Linked DNA regions of Homo sapiens: region 1 is linked to region 2. Evidence: chromatin loops called from intact Hi-C (ENCODE). Cell type or tissue: sigmoid colon. All regions are shown on one strand.

What was found. Hi-C counts contacts between places; a loop is a spot of excess contacts. Peaks named below come from ENCODE experiments on the same cell type or tissue, not always from the same donor. Only the 100,000 strongest peaks of a DNase experiment are listed, where the experiment ranks them.
Region 1: a loop joins it to region 2, with 2.5 times the contacts of the local background. A loop is called at or near these places in 1 of 110 quality-filtered maps.

The regions. Positions count from the first base shown.
Region 1 is chr2:226,725,288-226,729,287 of GRCh38, forward strand. No RefSeq gene overlaps it. Among named protein-coding and RNA genes, the nearest start is that of MIR5702, 68 kb to the left of the region's middle. In sigmoid colon, no CTCF peak of the experiment used is centred here; no DNase peak of the experiment used is centred here; H3K4me3 peaks cover 1,196 bases; H3K27ac peaks cover 1,100 bases.
Region 2 is chr2:226,629,874-226,633,873 of GRCh38, forward strand. No RefSeq gene overlaps it. Among named protein-coding and RNA genes, the nearest start is that of MIR5702, 27 kb to the right of the region's middle. In sigmoid colon, no CTCF peak of the experiment used is centred here; a DNase peak (open chromatin) is centred at 2,058; H3K27ac peaks cover 468 bases.

The DNA of each region.
Region 1 (4,000 bases), 95 kb after region 2:
ATGCTGGCTCACAGCCTGCTGTCCTAAGGAGGATGACTTCTTTCTTCACTTGGTGTCTCAGTTGACCCGCTCAGGAGGCGTAGCTGAAAGTTTAGCATCAAATGTCAAAATCATGAAATGTTATGCTTTTACAAACCATTTCTCTGCAATCACAGAATCCTTGGTGAATTCACTGGAAGTCACAATCCCTTTTCCCCGGGAATCAAAAATGGACACAGCTACACTCACAAAAAAAAAAATTGCATTCAATTTGAGAGCGTTGAGAAAATTCTGAACCCCAGGTTAAGATCAGATGTCCCTCCTATTTTATAAACAAAGAGCTGGAGAGCCAGAGAAAAGAAGTGCTTTGCTTGAAGTCACAGTTAGTTAGTGGCAAGACAAAACTAAGATCTGAAGTTTTCACACGGTCATTAAAAGAAATGCTCCCCGTCAGATTTCCATCTGTCAAACATTTCGGCAAACAGACATGGGAGGGTTACTCTATTCAGGAAGAAGTTTGTTTAGCTCAGCCAAACTTACTTTATTTTTCAACAGATGAAGTAAACCAGACTCAGAACTCTACATCTTTTTTTTCACATATGGGGGATGGGACTCTCCTAACTGGAATAGTTGGTGTGTGGCGGGGAGGAGAGGAGGATGTGTAATTAAATGAAACCTTTGAATTTAAACCAGAAACACCCTGCTGATGAAAAAAAAAAAAGAAAAAAACACAAAAGTTGCTGTTTTAGACAAATCATTAACATTTCCTCCTCGAATTGTATGTGTGTATGAATGGGGTGTGTTTGTGGGTGTGTGTGTATGGGTGGAATGTGTTTGTGTGTGTGGCTGGCTGTGTGTGTGGGTGGGGTGAGGGTGTGTGTGTGTGTGTGTGTGTGTGTGTGTGTGTGTGTGTATTTGGCTTCCGTTTTTTGTGAAAAGCAAATGAGAAGCAGCGTGTACCCCATTAGGGTAGGGAAAAACTTTTAATTAAGAGTTGAGTGTTAAGAGGTTAATACGAGACAGCCAAGGAGCACTTCCATCCTGACTCAACCAGAAGCCTTCAGAAGCGCTGGAGAAGGAAGTTGGATTAAAGAGCGGGACCTGGGGAGGGGCACAAGTTGTGCCTGGAGCATCAAAACTGAAAATCAAGAGATTCTCCATGGCATTTTTTGTCAACCAAGTGACGTAAATGTTTACCAGGATTTTAAAGAACATGGTTTCTTTTTCAGTTTCCGTGTGTTTGGATTATTAATGAAACTAAGTTGGAATCCTACTTTCTAACTGGGTGACCTTGGACAAGTCCCCTTCTAGAATTTAGGGTGTGATGAATGAATAGTGGGATTTTATGATGAAAATGCCAAGGAAATACCTTCCTATTTTATCTGTGACTCAGTTTAGAACAATGGTTCTTTTTTTTTAAATCCAATAATCCCCACATATTTTATCCGCCTCTGGTAGGTTACCATGCACTGTCTTCCTGGACAGAATTCACTTTCCTGCGACTCATCTCTATTCTCAGCACTGCAGCTGATCATAAGTTAGAAAAAAAGAATGGAAAAGACCTGCCTGTTTATTGTCCCTCCTATGGGGTGAGGTCCTGCCACTCTGGGTGCCACAGTTTGCTCTGAACTTCCTGTGGACCCTTGAGGAAACCCAATGTCTATTTGAAAAGGACCACTCTAAATGATTTCTACTGTTTTTGTTTTTTTATCTAGAAAAATTGAGGCATCAACAAAAAAGTCATCCTAGCTCTACTCTAATTAAGCTGAACTGTATTTACTTGCCCAGCTGTAAAATAGTGTTCTGGTGTTTGTAGATAAACACTTTTAAGAAGTCCTATTAGCACTTCAACAGTCATTGCATAAGGAGTCAGAGGGGATCATAAACTCTATCCAACAGCACTTGTAATTGCAGCAACAAAGCTCCAACATCTTCCAGGATAACTTTTTTAGCAGGTCCGGGAGAATTTCAGAAGCCCAGGGCAAGGGGGTTTGCCTCAGATCCCAATTCTTTCTTGAAAACAGCTATGGCAGGGGCCAGCAAACATTTTCTATGAAGGGCCAAATAGTATTTTACTTTTCAGGCCATTCAGTCTTTGTTGCAGCTACTCAATTCTGCTGTCGTGGTGCCACAGGCAATATGTAAATGAATGAGTGCAGTTATGTTTCAATAAAACTTTATTTACAAAAACAGGCAGCAGGCTGGATTTGGCCTCTGGGTCAGAGCAGGGAATGATCTTTGATTTATAGACTATGGAGTAGCAAGTTTAAATGTGGGGGTTCACTAAGATTCTCATCCAACCCCTTTTGTATTTTTAAATAATATTTTATTATTTTCTTTCTCCAGATAAAAAGAGATATGATTATTATAAACACTCACAGAAAAACAGAAAAGAAAAATTATTCACAATGCCATCAGACATACCACTTGTTAATATTTTGGAACAGAGTCTTCCATTTACATATATATATCTATACATGTATATATATATATATGCTTATTTTATAGAATTAGGAAAATTCTGTATGATGCTGTATACAAAAATTTACCTAATATCCTTATTTTCATGCTACTTCCTACATAAGTTTAGACAAATTTTACTAATTTTTACTTTACGGATTGTTTGCTTTTTGGGAGCAATGAGGAACTCCACCTGTATCATTTCTTCTCTCACATTTACAATTATGGGACTTTAGTCCTTGAGATTTGGGGCAACTAACATAGAAATGGAAGCAGATAGGATATTGCCTAATGAACTCCAATAACGTGTTCCTCCAGGGTCAGGTGTAGAACAACCCCAGAGAGAAGGGGTGTGTGTGTGTGTGTGTTATTGGGGAACCATTTATTAATATAGTTTCCTGTAGCCCTTGTTAAAATCTGTATTGTTTTAAGCCCTTTAGAAACTCTGATATAGGTGGTCTGCAGCTCAAGTTCTGAAAAACACTGAGTGTATATCAGAAAAGAGCTTCAATCATTCATTCACTTCAGGTGAGGACTCATTCTTCAATTCAGATGATACCCAAGCATCCGCCTCCCATTTTTCCCATTGCCAATCTTGGCCATTTTTCTAATCATTGATATCCCTAACAGATAATAGTAGAAGTTCTCATTTAAAAGGGTTTACAGGAGGTAATACATAAATCCTAACGCCTAAAACAACAGCTGTTAGGATTTCATGTGGCTTTCACATTTAACCTACTGTCCTGTGTGTTCCTAAAATAAAGCCAGATATTTCAATCGTGTTGCTGAAAAGAGGTGCACTTATTGGGAAAATCAATAGGGAACCAGAAAATGACTTTTGACACAAATGATCTAAGCTAGACACCAAGACAAAGAATGGAAATAAATAGAATAAGGCCCTGTTACCTCGTAGGGTGAAAGTTATCAGTTGGACAGAGCTTTACTTTCAGGCTTCTGTGAGATGATGTTTGCTCAGCGAATTTGTCACACAAGGCAGCTGGAGTAACAATGTTTTTAATTAATGGAAAATTATTTTTTAAGTACTTGGAAACCAGAAATTTGCAGCGGTGTCAATGAGAATATAAACCATCAAGAAGTCCTCAGGCTAAGCACAGTGGCTCACGCCTCTAATCCCAGCACTTTGGGAGGCTGGGGTCCTGCCCTCGAGTGGACTACTTAAGGTCAGGAGTTCGAAACCAGCCTGGCCAACATGGTGAAACCCTGTCTGTATAAAAAATATGAAAATTATCTGGCATGTTGGCATGCGCCTATAATCCCAGCTACTTGGGAGACTGAGGCAGGAGAATCTCTTGAACCCAGGAGGCTGAGGTTGCAGCAAGCCAAGATCCCATCGCTGTACTCTAGCCTAGGAGACAGAGTGAGACTCTGTCTAAAAAAAAAAAAAAAAAGAAGTCCTCAGTATGGCAAGAAGCTCCTCCCCTCAGCAGCCTGTGACCACAGACTTACTCCTTATCTACCTCTAGGTTGCTGGGAAAATAAAATAATTGATATAAATCCTAGTGGCTAGCCCACAATGAATGCAGAATAAATGTTGCTATTG
Region 2 (4,000 bases):
AAACACTTGAGACAGCACCTGTTAATATTTTTTGGTCTATGATGCATTTATGATCTTTTTTTTTTTTTTTTTTTTTTTTTTTTTTGAGACAGAGTCTTGCTCTTTCGCCCAGGCCAGAGTGCAATGGCCCGATCTCAGCTCACTGCAAGCTCCGCCTCCCGGGTTCACGCCATTATCCTGCCCGAGTAGCTGGGACTACAGGCGCCTACCACCACGCCTGGCTAATTTTTTGTATTTTTAGTAGAGACGGGGTTTCACTATGTTAGCCAGGATGGTCTCGATCTGACCTCGTGATCTGCCCGCCTGGGCCTCCCAAAGTGCTGGGATTACAGGCGTGAGCCACCGCGCCCGGCCGAACTTTCTTATAAAGAAACAGCTCCTTCCAGGAATTAGCCTACTTCTTTACTAATCCTTAGCCTTCCAAACCCAAGCACGGATGTGTCTGTGTACGCTGACAGTTACACACATACACACATACCCACCAACTCTGGTGTTTTTGCTTCCATAGACTGGACACACTGATTAGGCAGAGAGGAGAAACTACAAATCAACCATTACAGATAAACATGGAGTCAGTATTCCTGTGATATGGTTCGGCTCTGCATCGGCACCCAAATGTCATCTCGAATTGTAATCCCCACGTGTGGAGGTAGGGAGGTGATTGGATCATGGGGGTGGTTTCCCCCGTGCTGTTCTCATGATAGTGAGGGAGTTTTCACGAGATCTGATGGTTTTATAAATGGCAGTTTCCCCTGGGCCTTTCACTTTCTTCTCTCTCCTAGCCACCATGTTAAGAAGGTCCTTGCTTTCCCTTCACCTTCTGTGCCAGATTGTAAGTTTCCTGAGGCCTCCCCAGCCTTGTGGAACTGTGAGTCAGTTAAGCCTCTTTCCTTTATAAATTACCGAGTCTTGAGTATTAGGTATTTCTTTAGAGCAGTGCAAAAACAGACTAATACATCCTGAGTTCCATTTGTAGCTCTGTCAATGACTAACTGTAGTGTGCAGGTATTTTTCTGGTCTGTGCAGCATCCCATCCTTTGAGGAGTCACCCATCCACCATTTTGGGAGGGACCTCTCCTTAGACCACATGGTACAGGTGAATTGATCTCACCTTCCTGCTGAAGAAGCAGCCACGACCCAGGCTAGGTCACTCAGGGAACTGAGCCCACACCCTGGGCATGGCGGTTAGGTCAGGAAAGGGTCCCTTCCCCAAACTGAGCCAAATCATAATGTTCCCAGCACTCTTGCCATGAGAGGTGGTTTCTCTTTCTCTATGATTATAAACACTGAAAGCCACATGCATCTGGAACTCTTGGGGGCCATTGTGCTACTTCCTAGGGAGAGGAAGAGAGGTAAGCCGGGCAGAGGAAAGCATCTCCAAGAGGCCTGAAGCCACGGATGCCCAAGGTCCAGTGTATGTCTTTGGCTCCCTAGTTACCCCTGTCAATCTACTCCCCTTTTTCACAAAATCTATTTTGAGTTGGGTTTCTGTCACTTGTAACCAACAGCCTCACAGAGTTGGCTGGATAGTCCTGTAAAATTGATTTTCTAATTGACGCAATACATGGGCAAATCATTCTCAGTGGCCTTTTTCCAGATCTATGACTAAAAAATATCCTATTCCCTAACTTGTGCAGGTTATTTTCTAATAGAGCAACTAATTTATTTCTGGACCAGTTTTATGTTGCTTAAACAAAATTGAATTTATCCCCCCTTAATTTTCTGCAAAGGTGAATTAAGTCCAAATTTATGGATGCTGTGAAGAGAAATTCCCACTCTAGCCTGCTGCAAAACAGTTCAGTGACTGGTGCACAGGCACTGGATTCTGCAAGTCCAGCTGTGTGAGGTTCGTCTTCTTGCCATTGACCTTGTTTTGTAACTGGTACATCAGCCCCTTATTTGGTTCTGGTGAGAGCAAAGGCAAAATGCACTGATCATATTTGCTGACGTATTATGAGCAGTCAAAGCGTAAGAACTGAAGCATTGGCAGCCCTGATAAACCCGAATGAACACAGGAAAAGGTTACATTGCTCTATAAACAGTTTTTATATATAAATGTCACATGAAAGGCTCTGGGATTAAAGATTTATGCCGTGGGGCTGCCTGGAAAACATCACTCGAGCACTGTTGTTCCTTTGGCAGTAGATGTTGTGGCACTTACTGCTTCTTTTATCTGGGCCTCTTTTTCTTAGAACTCTACACTGTCAAAACAGTTCTTTGTTCTTAGTTTATATGTGTAAAATTTTATTAAAAAGAACTGAGGCCATTTTATTTCTTTTATATAAAAAAAAAAAACAAAGACCAGAGGCAAATAGGAGACAATGTTAACAAAGTATACTTCTGGGTATTGGGAAACCAGGTGTTTTTTTGTACATAAAAATATACTTAGGGCTCTAATGGTTGCACCGAATTATCACTTATAAATAACAAGACTCCAGAAGGATTCATGAATTCATTTTCTGTCCTAATAGTAGCACTTAAAAAAAGTTCTCATCAAATAATATTACACTGAGCCCAGAGATGAAAAATAAACCACATGGAGATGAGAATACTTGAAAGCTGCCCAGAACATCAGTTGCTAAACCTGGAATCTACCTCCAAACCTGTTTGAGTGGCAAGCAGCAAAAACTCACCCACCAATTATTAAAAGCAATTTCTTCACCTTTAAGATGAGAATTTAGGTTGTGGGGGGACTAAAACCACCACAAGAAGAATGCTGCAGAAGGCCAATAAAGAAATTTTATGTGCAGAGGAATTTGCCATATATGTGTAAATGGTACAGTTATTTTGCAGATGATATGCATTTTTATCGCTTTAGTTTTAGTTGTCATTTTCATTATTATTTGCCAGTGCTTAATGGCAAGAAATGGGTTTTTTTGTAGCATAAAAGCAATAGCTGTGTTCAATTATGCATATTTATTTAATCAATGTTATTAACACAGTGCTTACTCTAGGAATGTAATATTATAATTATACACCAAAGGAATTTTTCAGACAAACTTTCCTTTCATGTCATTTCATATGTCAATTATAGGACAATGTTATTTATTCATGGAATCTGGCATTATAGTCACTCAAAATATATTGTTCTAAGCACAGCCTGCTTCAGTGAGATACTGAGACTCCATTGTTCCAAATCTCTCACAGTGATTATTAGATCTGCTCAAAGAAAAGATCCCCGGCCTTACATTCAAATATGGGCAAATAAACACGCATTTAAATGTGTAAGGTAAGTACTATATTTTTATGATTCCCCAAAGTAAAGTGCCACTTTCATCAAATAGACAAATTGACAATCATAAGTCTTAGTTCAGCAAAAACTTATTATAACATCATGATTTATATTTATTGGTTTTCCATTTTTACAGTCAACCTATAGACACAGAAGAATACAAGAGACTTAATTACATTTACAGAACATGATGTAAATGTTAAACATTTACATCATTAACATAAATGGAAAGACAGAACTGACAGAAGTCAGCAGTCAGAAGAGAGACGGTTACCTGATGTATAGGAGGCTAATTTCCTCCACCTATGTAGTTAGGAGTCAAAGAAATACCACCTCAAATTGAAGAATTAAGAAATAAAATTGGCCAGGCATGGTGGCTCACGCCTGTAATCCCAGCACTTTGGGAGGCCGAGGTAGGCAGATCATGAGGTCAGGAGTTCGAGACCAGCCTGACCAACATGGTGAAATCCCATCTCTAATAAAAATACAAAAATTAGCCAGGCGTGGTGGCACATGCCTATAATCCCAGCTACTCAGGAGGCTGAGGCAGGAGAATCACATGAACCTGGGAGGCGGAGGTTGCAGTGAGCCGAAATTGCACCACTGTACTCCAGCCTGGGTGACAGAGTTAGACTCTGTCTCAGAAAAAAAAAAAAAAGAAAGAAAATCAAGAAATAGAGATATAAGCATAAGCAAAGTGCATAAAATAACACGAGTTATCATGAACGAAAAATAACAGAACCTATAAAGAAGAGGTTAAATCAAAAA